3 separate regions of the Homo sapiens genome follow, and all the other regions are linked to region 2. A link is an interaction called in ENCODE POLR2A ChIA-PET data of the cell type or tissue named here. Cell type or tissue: GM12878. All regions are shown on one strand. Region 1 overlaps DMXL1 (Dmx like 1). Region 2 has its middle 47 kb from the start of TNFAIP8. Region 3 overlaps DMXL1 (Dmx like 1).

What was found. Peaks named below come from ENCODE experiments on the same cell type or tissue, not always from the same donor. Only the 100,000 strongest peaks of a DNase experiment are listed, where the experiment ranks them.
Region 1: POLR2A ChIA-PET joins it to region 2 with 5 read pairs; 6 of 35 experiments call an interaction of 5 or more read pairs at or near these places.
Region 3: POLR2A ChIA-PET joins it to region 2 with 9 read pairs; 4 of 35 experiments call an interaction of 5 or more read pairs at or near these places.

Annotation. Positions count from the first base shown.
Region 1 is chr5:119,237,368-119,241,367 of GRCh38, forward strand. It overlaps DMXL1 (Dmx like 1), which reads left to right. Exons shown (of 44, transcript NM_001290321.3): 40 at 1-47; 41 at 1,622-1,713; 42 at 3,052-3,104. Among named protein-coding and RNA genes, the nearest start is that of MIR5706, 85 kb to the left of the region's middle. In GM12878, no CTCF peak of the experiment used is centred here; no DNase peak of the experiment used is centred here.
Region 2 is chr5:119,306,679-119,310,678 of GRCh38, forward strand. It overlaps a transcript of TNFAIP8 not described here. Among named protein-coding and RNA genes, the nearest start is that of TNFAIP8, 47 kb to the right of the region's middle. In GM12878, no CTCF peak of the experiment used is centred here; a DNase peak (open chromatin) is centred at 2,403; H3K4me3 peaks cover 1,464 bases; H3K27ac peaks cover 2,416 bases.
Region 3 is chr5:119,226,831-119,230,830 of GRCh38, forward strand. All of the region lies in intron 38 of DMXL1 (Dmx like 1), which reads left to right. Among named protein-coding and RNA genes, the nearest start is that of MIR5706, 74 kb to the left of the region's middle. In GM12878, no CTCF peak of the experiment used is centred here; no DNase peak of the experiment used is centred here.

The sequences.
Region 1 (4,000 bases), 69 kb before region 2:
ACTGGAAATGTTGTCCAGTTACTGGAAGCATGCCTAAGCCATACCTGGTAAGCCAAGAATTTCTACCTTTAAATAAAATTTGAATTTTCATTTTAAATAAACCAAGAATACGTATTTGAGACAAGAAATATAGAACTAATAAATAAAATATAGTCCTGTGTTCTCAGTCACTTTGCTGTAAGATTCTGTCCTTGTGTTATGTGAAAATTACTCTGTGAAGCATAAAATTCCTTAGTCTCTGATAATTTGGGAAGTTGACATGTATAGAAGCAACATGATACCCCCAGATACCTATACATCTTGTGGATTACTAGAGCCCTTTTCTAACCTCACTAAACTGGTTATTATATTATGCCTAAATAGAATGATTACCAGACCAATGCGTCTGGTTATTTTTCTGCAATTATCTCTTATGAACAAACAAAGTGAAAAGGACATCCTATAGCTGGTACTGTTATTTTCTTGTTCATCTCTTTTAATTTAGGATTATGCAGGCTTTTATGAACTTTCTGTGGCTTCATAGAATACTGAATTTATATTTCATATCTTCAGTGAAGCTCTTTATAGGACTAAGCAATTCCTATCAGAAAAAAAGTTAAGAATATAGGTTAAGATTCTGGTAATTTGCCCAAGGTTAATTGCTAGAATACAGTACTGATCTAAGTAAAAGCAAGCAAGCATGGGAGGATTGATTAGGGTACCTTGAAAGAATATTAACTGTTTCTCATATTTTTATTAAGCTTAAAGATTTAGATGTATAAGTTTGTTCTCTAAGGGACTGTTTTTTTTAACTTTTAAAAAAATGAATTGGTTTAAATTATGAATAACTGGCTTTTGGAGATTAAGAGGATTTTGTCTGTTTTAAGGACACATCATCTAGCCCAGCTCCAGTAGTGTTCCAGGGGAAATGGGGAGTTGGCTCAAAGGAATAATCTTTGGTGTGGTGATTTTGGGATACTTAAAAAAAATCATTTTTTATTAAAGAGAAATATGTAAAACATAATTTTGAAGCTTTTATAAATGAAGAAACCTCATAATTAAGTGTACTGTTTGGTAGAATATTGAAAAATGCTATATGTTTTCTAATTTTGATGACTATTAGTAATTTTTTTCATGTACTTGAATTTTTAAAAGCTTAAATATTTTTGAAAAATATATGTCAATTATTTAACAAAAGTCTGGTATCATCTAAAATTCTAGTTTCTATCTTCTGAAACAGAAATTTTCACTATGCTAGGAGAAGGTCTTTAAGTTTAACCTCATGTTTTCCTTTGAACTTTTGGTTGAACAAAAGCAAAGAGATTCATAACGGGTCATGATATATGCAGCCTACTTAAATAGTTCAGGAAAAGTGTGTGTATGCGTGGGTGTCTACAAATATGAAAGAGAAGTAGAGGCAAAACAAATGTGCCAAAATGTTAAAAAGTTGCTGCATCTGGGTAAAAGGTATATGAAAGTTCTCTGTATTACTTTTACAATTTTTCTAAAGTTCAAAGGAAAAAAACGATACAGAGGATTTAAGAAAGCCAGAAACTACATGATCACTTTTCGAAGAATACATTTACCTGGTTATGACATTTTTAGTGAGAGGAGTAACACGTATTGTTTGTAACCATTCCAGACTTGGCAGTGTCATAACAAAACAGCCAATGATTTTGTCTTCGTTAGTTCCTCCTCTCTGATAGCTACAGCTGGTCTTTCAACTGACAATAGGTAAGAGATGATAGCTAAAATTGAAGTATGAGAAAGTATAGCTGAACTTTTTTTTATTGTTTCTGTCCTTGTGTTTGACTAAAGTTTACTTATGGCTTTAGATACAGTATTTTTATTCTAAAAACTATTATTTATTGGCCATGTTATTCCAGCCCCACCCCCAAAAGCTGTGGTTGTAAGAAAGTGTCATCTCCTGCCCCAGTATCTGTCTGCCTCTTTTGATTTCTGTTATATAACTGAGTTCTGAGATCAAGGCCCACTGAGTTTGCTTAGCTTATATATTTATCTGTAAGGCCACACTTTGCACTAGAAACAGGATTGTAAGACTATAGATTCTTCAGCTCGTCTTCCGTAGATATTTCTTACGTATGTTGGTCCCCCCACACAGTAGAAACAAGTTTTCTTTGTGCTTAAGAAAATTCAGCATCTCTCCTGTTAATGTATGTCAGTCCAACTGTTAGAGATTCAGTGAATACAAAAAGAAGTTTCCATATTCAGACTTCATATATTATTATTTGTAAACGCATGTTAATCTAAAGTTATTCAAATTTTTAAGCTATAATAGTAGCTTTAAATTTTCTGTAAAAATTGTGGGTCGGGCACAGTGGCTCATGCTTGTAATCCCAGCACTTTGGGAGGCCGAGGTGGGCGGATCACTTGAGGCCAGGAGTTTGAGTCCAGCCTGGGCAACATGGTGAAACCCTATCTCTACTAAAAATACAAAAAATTAGCCAGGCGTGGTGGCAGGTGCCTGTAATCCCAGCTACTCTGGGGGCTGAGGCAGGAGAATCGCTTGAACCTGGGAGGCAGAGGTTGCAGTGAGCCAAGATCACACCATTGCACTCCAGCCTAGGCAACAAGAGTGTAAAACTCCATCTCAAAAAAAAAAAAAAACAAAAAATTGTAGCCAGAGCATGTTGGCTCATGCCTGTAATCCCAGTGCCTTGGCAGGCTGAGGCAGGAGGATCATTTCAGCCCAGGAATTTGAGACCAGCCTGGGCAACATAGGGAGACTCCATCTCTACAAAAAAAAATTTAAAAAATTAGCCAGACATGGTGGCACACATCTGTAGTCCCAGCTACTCGGGACATTGAGGTGGGAAGATTGCTTGAGCCCAGAAGGTCGAGGCTGCAGTGAGCCAAGATTCCACCACTGCATTCTTTTTTTTATATAAAAATTAGTTTCATATAAATTTGTTGGTTACTTGTATTTGTTGCTTTTATAAATTTAAGAACCTTCTGTGACAGCAAGGTTTAAAGGTCACACAGTTATATATGACATATTTTTTATTGTTAGCTTTTGTGTCACTCAGAAGTAATCTTTTTTTTTTTTTCCAGAAACGTATGTTTGTGGGATACTCTTGTAGCACCTGCCAATAGTTTAGTCCATGGTAAGTTTTCAAAGCATTTTATAAATTTTGAAAGTCAGGAAATTCATAAGCTAAATATTATTTATAAGTGGATTTGTTACTGATGACACATATATTTATTAACCCATGAGATTTCTTTTGCCCAGGATGGCAGGATTTGAAAGCAAAAAGATGCAATATACGTAATTAACTCTTCACTATACCTTGATGGGGGACAGTGAGACATCGATAATATAAAAATCATTTGTCTTTACTTTGAATCTGATAGCCACAGGTTATCGTTGTAAACATGATGTAAACTCAATATTATGTCCCCTCTTACCACTCCTATTCAACATTGCACTGGAATTCCTAGCTAATGCAGTAACACAATAATAGGAAATAAAATGTATATAAATGGAAGGGAAGAAATAAAACTGTCTTTATTCACAGAAAACATAATTTTCTATAAAATATCCCAAAGAATCTACAAAATAAATTCACAAGTATAGCAAGGTCCCAGGATACAAGGTCAATATACAGTTGACCCTTGAACAACATAAGGATTGGGATGCTGACCCCTGCACAGATGAAAATCATAATTTTTTATTCCCCCCAGAATTTAACTACTAATAGCCTAGTGTTTACTGGATACCTTATTATTAATATAGTCAATTAACACATATTTTGTATATGTGTTTTATAGGAAGCTAGAAAAAAGAAAATGTTATGAAAATCATGAGTACATACAGTAGTGTACTGTATTTATTGATATTGTAAAGTTTATGTCATCTGTTTACAAGATGAATTTTCTGTCTGAGGCCGGGCGCAGTGGCTCATGCCTGTAATCCCAGCACTTTGGGAGGCCAAGGCGGGTGGATCACGAGGTCAGGAGATCTAGACAATCCTGGCTAACACGGTGAAACCCCATCTCTACT
Region 2 (4,000 bases):
ATTTTCCTAGGAGTGATTTTCCCAAAAGGGATACCCTGTCCCAGTGATTATCCAAGCCATTACCTTTTAGGAGCCTAGAATGGTTTATACTTGGTTGGTTGGTTGGTTTGTTTCAGAAGTAATATGTATTCAAGGAAACACCTCATACTTAAATAAAGGCTATAGGGTAAAGTAAAATAAAACAAATAAGACATCTTTCTCTTTTTCTACTTTACAGTTAAAAGTAGCTTCCCAGAAATTTCCTATGCATATTAAGGCATGCACGTTTCATACATATATGTACAAATAGGATCAAACTACTGTTTTTTGTGGACTCTTAAGATGCTATTGATTGGTACAGCCCAATTTCAAATATGTTAAAATATGAAATGATGTACATTTTATAGTTGATGACATACAGAAAATTACTCTTTGGGACTCGCCTTTTTTCCACATTAAATACTTTGAACATCAGTTCATATTAGGAAGGAGAGAAATCTACTTCATTCTTTTTCTTTCGTAGTATTCCATATTCTAAATCCATATTAAGATATGTATTCTGTATTCCAAGTCCACAAATATACTATGGTTTAAGAATTCGCTTATTGTTGAACATTCTTGTTCTTTACTGATTTTTATGTTATAAATAATGCTGCAATAAACAACCACGTTTATATGTCATTACATACAAGCAATTATATTTATAAGTTTCTGGAAGTGTAATTGCTGAGTCAGAAGGTGTACATACAGTACTTTTTTTGTACAACTTAAAAAAATCTTTTGCTAGCTTCTGTGTTTTTCAGTGTTAGAAAGAACCAAACACACAAATGAGCAGCTTCTGCCAAGGTTCCTTGTAGAGAAAAATTTCTGGAAAGATGGATAGATGCATATAGTTAAGCATCTCTATGTATCCATTCATACCATCGTGTTTCAATTCTAAGGTGCATATTTTTCATTTTTTAACAATTCTCAATTGGAGATATGTTGTATAATGCAGGTGCACAGATAATACTACAGTCTTTTCCCCAAAAAATTCTGCGTTAAATTGTGCATCTTACAACCAATGGTATTTTAGAATCATGGAAATGCAAGTGTATTTTAGTAAGACTGTGTGTATATATGTATATGTCCTTCAAGATTTATTTGGAAATTATTCTAATTTAATAGTGAGAATGTAGTTTTAATTGTTTTCCCATTGGAGCAATCTTGGAAACAAGCCAGAGTTTTGCAGACACCCCATGTTTATCAGTAGCTAGTACTGTCCTTTGGAGTCTGCACATGTGATTTAAAAGCCAGCCTTCATTTGCTAAAGAGCCTCATTGCAAGGAAAAATCAAATCACAAACAGCACCTTGAAAAATACTAATATCATGTTACTTAGAGAAGTTAGAAGTTTATTCTAACCCCTGTAATTTACAGATGAGCAAACTTCTTGTGGTGCAACATGTGGCATTTTGCACCTCTTGCCCAACTGATAATTGATATTAAAATAATATTATTAGATAAATATTACAGGAAGGCACACTAGTTGTGAACTGATAGCGTTCTTGCAAATGACAGCATTCCCTCTTTCCTGCAGGTTTTCCAGAAGTCTGCCGCCTGTGAACTCTCCTAGGGGAATCTGTATCATTTCCCAAGGGCTTGGTGTTGGCAAGTTTTGTCCCTCACATCTGTTTCTCTCTTTCTGTTTAATTAGCTTTGAAATCTATATTTTTCTCTCTTCTACGTTTCCCACCTTTTTTTTTTTTTTTTTTTGGTTTCCCAGCTGTGTGTGCAGTGCATCATGTAGGCTGTGCCTTCCTGCCTCTTGGCACTGAAAGGTTTCCATTGCATCAGGGTTGGCCTTGGGAGGAGGTCTTAAACAGTTGGCACTTAATAAATGGTCTTGACTGTATAAGCTTTTTTGGTCTTTCTTAAGACCATTCTAGGCTGGGCACAGTGGCTCATGCCTGTAATCCACCACTTTGGGAGGCCGAGGCGGGTAGATCACGAGGTCAGGAGTTGAAGACCAGCCTTTCAGGACGGTGAAACCCCATCTCTACTAAAACTACAAAAATTAGCCAGGTGCAGTGGCAGGTGCCTGTAATCCCAGCTACTCGGGAGGCTGAGGCAGGAGAATCTTTTGAACCCAGGTGGCAGAGTGAGCCAAGATTGTGCCACTGCACTCCAGCCTGGGTTGCAGAGTGAGACTCCATCTCAAAAAAAAAAAAAAAAAAAAGACCATTCTGATATTGCACTGGAAGAGCATCTGAGCCAGCGTGCTCCTTGTTGCTCCATTTGACTCATGCTCTCTCCAGTTATCTATCATAGCCTGGTAAAAAGGCAAAAGCAGTTGTGCATGTATGTGATAAAATTGCTAAACTGTTTCTTGTTAACTGTCAAGTGGCATTGAAGGAGACAGTTATTTACATTTTCAGTTGCTTTTTGTGAAATACAAAGATCAAAGACCTTTACTGCAGTTTCCTCCTCTACTCAAACCACAACTTCCTTCCTCTGTGTTAAAAGCCTCTGCAACATGCATTGGTATTCTACTTTCTCACCTTCAGTGACAAATAATAATTTTATTGTGCCAAGATGAAATGTGGTCACTTGAGGGCTTTTCTGTGGGTGCCTCTGCATCTCTGAATGGACACCTTTGGAAGACACTTACCATACTTTCAGCAGCATTTTTAGTTTTTATTTGTTAAAGGAAAAAAAGACTGTAGAAGTGTTCCTGACTAGATTTCAATCCTTTTTTGGTTTCTGGACCCTTTTGAGAATCTGATGAAAGCTTGAGGGTGGTGATGCTTGTCACAGGGGCAGCTGCCACAGGGGCAGCTGTGGCTCGCTCCAGCACATTCTCCAAAAGGGATTCCCTTTCAACAGTTGTTTAAATAAGATGGCAAGAAGATGGCTCTCAAGACTATAATGAAAAGATAACAATAGAGGAAATGGCAGAAGAGCAGGGTGGGTAGTTCTGCACGTGATCGAAGCATCGGTGTTCAGACTATGGGAGGAGCAGGGGAGGCAATGTGGGAGCATTCAGAGTGACTCCCCACTCACAAAAGACACATCACCCCAGTCTCAGGACATTCTGATAACCCCAAAGCCCATCTAGGGGCTGCTAGGGAGTCTGTGGGCCTCAGGTTGGAAAATTCTGCTCTTGTCTTATTGGCATTTAACATGCGGGCTCAAGAAGTCTGGGGCGGACCATTACCTGAATTTCAGCTCTAATGCTTCCCAAGCGTGAGGCTTTGGCTAGTCAAGTCATTTGCTTCTTTAAGCCACTGTTTTCCCACTGAAAATGGGAAGAAATAAAACCAGACACACAGGACTGTGGAGGGCCAACTGGGATGACCTGAATAAAACATCTGGCACATTGTCACTTAGTAGGATCTCAAAAAGTGGCTGTTCTTTTCCCTTCTTCTGTCCATCTTTGATTTCTTTTATGGGGAGAGGTTTTCTTCCCCAAGGAGATGGTTTTTAGAGCTGTGGAAATCAGCTACATTGAGGCTAATTGTATCTGTCAGAACTCAGATGCATTTGCTGATGTAGAGGTTAGGAAACAGATGTCACTCTTTCGCTCCCTGGACTCCCTCCACAAGATGAGGTACTACGGCTGGTAGACACTGGGCTGAGGCTAGAAACATGGTAAGGTCGTCCTGGGAGAGCCCTGAGTGGAGGGAATTCTGTGCTAATTCCCAGAAATTGAACTTCTCCTAGGACAGTTACCCCAGCAGGGATACTTCGCTGGAGAAGGCCAAAGGCTGTAGGCCAAGGCAGCGCCCACTGGAGGACTACAGGGCACCTCTCACGGTAGGGACAAGGAAGAAGATCTCAGAAAACTTTGAGAGGAGAGAGAGCGAAACCTGGTCTGGGCCAAAGCCTAGTCCTGAAGGCTTATTAAAATGCTTTGAGGCCAGGTGCGGTGGCTCACACCTGTAATCCCAGCACTTTGGGAGGCCGAGGCAGGTAGATCACTTGAGGTCAGGAGTTTGACACCATCCTGGCTAATATGGTAAAACCCTGTCTCTACTAAGAAT
Region 3 (4,000 bases), 80 kb before region 2:
TTTATCAGTTTATTATAAAAGAAACAGATGAAAAGTACATAGAATGAGGTCTGTAAGACTCCTAAGCAGAGGAGCTTCTCTCCCCTTGGAGTTAGGGTGCACTACAAACCTGGCACATGGATGTGTTCACCAGCCAAGAAGCTCATCAGATCTCCTTGTTCAAGAGTTTTTATAGAACTTAATCTCCAGCTCCCTTTCCCACCCTTTTCTGGAGGTTGGCGAGTGGAACTGAAAGTTTCAATGCTTTAGGCTATCTGTGGGACCCCATCTAAGACACTGCATTAGCATAAATTCAGGTGCTCTTCCATGGGTTTTAGTAGCTGTATGCCAGGATCCAGGGACAAAGACCAAATATGTATTTTATGTCACACTGGGTCATTTTTTTTCCCTTCTAAAATGTTTAATGTGTTTTCCCTGTTTAATTTTTTTCCCCTTCTAAAATGTTTAATGTGTTTTCCCTTTTTAATAAGTATTTGTTGAAATCATACACTTGATAGGTTCTATATAAGCCTAGCTGAGTAAAAGTGAAGTCTGCTCTGCTGGAACATTAATAAGGAATCTCAGATAAGATTTTTAAAAACCTCTTGAGGCTCAGAAGTCAAGCCAAGGACTTGCCATCTGATTTCACCTGCAGTCCTATAGATTTGGGTTGATTGCTCTTTTCTTGAGGTCCTCAGAAAATCCTGGGGTTCCTTTGTCTGCCAGGAAGTGATAGTCTTTACTCTTCTGTAAGGCAACCATGTAAGGGACTATATATGTACAGTACCAGGCCAGTTTTTCTGTTTTTTGGTTTTTTTTCAAGGTATCTTATTTGCTCTGTCAGCCTTTGGTTCCTTAAAGCTGTCTGGGTGATATCTGATTCTGTGCATAGTCTCCAATATGATATATGAGTCAAAGCCTTGGTAATACGACCGATGTTTCCAATTATGTCCTGCTATAAGAAGGACAGGTTCTTTTTGCTTTTACTCCTGGCAAGCTGTAAAGAACAGATTCTTACTGAACTTATGCAAATAACTATATTGCCATGAAAATAAGAATACTCACTAATAGCTTCCAAATTCTGGAGGGATCAGGTAGAGAGAAAAAGTAATTGTTTTATCTTTGTTCACGAAGGCATACTTTGCCAAATTTCCATAAACTACTGAATAGCTTAAGAGAAAAGAAAAAAGTTTTCTTAAATCTGGAAAACAAAATAAAGACCTAGCAATGTTTCAAAACCATAATTATTAAAAAACCATAGATTTTCTTCAATAAGTTATTCAGCCTCTCATACTTAATTCTTGTTCGACTTGATCTTGGTTAGCAGTTTAATGAATTTATAAGTTTTTTCCCTTAGAGTTCTGGAAGTTCTTACACTGTCCAATGATAGGATCTAAATGTTATCAGAAACCAGTACCTTTCAGAGTCTTTTCTATGAATCTCCTTGAAGACAGAGCACTTTAGGATTATAGTTACTTGCAGACACTTTCAGTGAAGATCAGGAGAAACAATAACCATCTGTCAGTGACAAAAGACTTAACATGGCCATGACTAAAGATCAATTCATTATCATAATGCACAATTGACAAGTAAATTTGATTGCTTCTGTGGCATACAATATTTTAACAAAATAACTGAAAGTATGGCTGATAACATTATACAAGGACACATCAGATTTTTAGAACCTTCATGCAATTTCTGGAATACTTATCTAATAGTATATACCCATACAAATATAATATAAGAAGGTATCACCGTTATTTGACAATGCTTCCCATGCAATTTAACATATCAATTAAGCCTAATTATTTTAACATTCTTCTTTTTAGAGGGAGTGAGAACAAATTTTTTTTGAGATATTGCAAGGGCCCTTTGGAAACTCGCAAAGTTAGAGTGAGGTCAAAAGTACTTCATTTATAATGTATTTTTGGGAAATTTGTCAAAAATATCAAACAGTTTAAAACACTTGATTATAGTAAGGTTACTGTGGAAAAATATTTAACCAGAGTGATAATTAAAAGACATCAAAGGCAAATACAGAAAGTTATGTTGTTGTAGAAAAATCCTTAGCTATTTTAATGTTGTAGGAAAAAAACCTTAGATATTTTAATATTGAAATATAGCTAATTTAATAATAATGTTAATATTAACATTAGGTCTTAGGTAATCAAAGACCTAAAAAGACATGAAGCACAGGAAATTATCTTGATAAAACAAAATCTCGGCTGGGCGCGGTGACTCATGTCTGTAATCCCACCTCTTAGGGAGGCAGAGGTGTGGGGATAGCTTGAGCCCAGGAGTTCAAGACCTGCCTGGGCAATATAGGGAGACCCCATTCTCCACAATAAAGGAAAAAAAAAAAAGACAAAAAAACAAAATCTCGATTTTGTAGTCAGATTGCTTAAAAGGTAAAAATAATAATATTAACATTAGGTCTAGGTAATCAAAGACCTAAAAAGACATGAAGCACAGGAAATTATCTTGATAAAACAAAATCTCGATTTTGTGGTCAGATTGCTTAAAAGGTAAAGGAAAACCTTTCATAATCTCTTGTCAAGAGAAAACCAATACTCCAGTAAAACTTTGCACCAATGTACTTCTGATATTAAGGCTCATCATTCTTTTAATAACATATATAAATACACACATATTAGCCAGCTTGGCCACACATAAAATTATTTTTCCAAATTCCTCTTACACAAACCCTGTATAGCATTCTCGTATCCATGCATATTTTGTTCTGTACTCTTCCTCTTTCCCAATATGGAACAGTCTGCTTTAGGACAAAAATTATTCTTTTTCCCATAAGAAAAACATCCTTCATACCTCATAGCTTCACATTCCAAAAACATCTTACTTTCCTGACATACAAAATTATTTATCTATTTTCAGTAGTTTTAATTACATATATTGATTAGAATTCTTAACTGTTAGTAATGTTAGTTTCTAGTGAAAACTAGGTAATAAGCAGTTGTGCACTGTCAGTCACACCAGCATTCTATAGAGTAGCAAATCTATATCTTTCATAATTTACAGAAGCATGTTCTTTTTCATAGTATAGTTTTTCAGTGTGTCACAGGACACCTTTACTAACAGACCCAAATATCTTTATTCTTCTGCAATAAGAAGCCAAAAGTAGATAAGCTTATGTTTAGCAATTAATGTTTTAGTATTTTATGTAATTTGGAAGTGATCTAGATATTCAATTAATATCCATCATTTAATTTAACTTAATGAAATACTAAGGGTATAAGTTGTCAAAGGGATTTGGAAAACTGTTTTGAAGTAGACATAACACCAGACAAGGCCAGCCATCAAGTTAGTCATTATTTATTTTTTGCTGACAAATTTTGTAACAAAGATAACATGAGTGTATTTGACTAGTAAGCCTAAGTAAAATAAAAGTTGTATATCACATTATATTTAGTGCTGGTAACTCTTAAGGATATGCCTGCTTTAATTAAACCAACAAACTTAAATTTGCTTTCATTTACCAAAGATTATCCCACATCAGATGAACTTGAAAAACATTTGGGTCTGTTTCTATCTTTCTAAAAGTTTAAGGAATACTTAATTTATATAAGTGCTTATTTTAAGTGCGTTAGATATAATTATTAAAAATTAATTTTGACAATACCATCTGGTGATAGAAAAATATTACATATATTTAACATATATAAAGTCATACACAAACATACAGGCAGAAGCAGATTCTATAGTTTTCCTTCTAAATTTTGGCGATCTGCCAGATACAAAATATCAAACTCAGTCGTTTATAAAAAGGATATCTGGGCCGGGCACAGTGGCTCACGCCTGTAATCCCAGCACTTTGGGAGGCCAAGGCGGGCAGATCACAAGGTAAGGAGATTGATACCAACCTGGCTAACATGGTAAAACCCCACCTCTACTAAAAATACAAAAAATTAGCTGGGCGTGGTGGCACACGCCTGTAGTCCCATCTACTCAGGAGGCTGAGGCAGGAGAATCACTTGAACCCAGGAGGTGGAGGTTACAGTGAGCC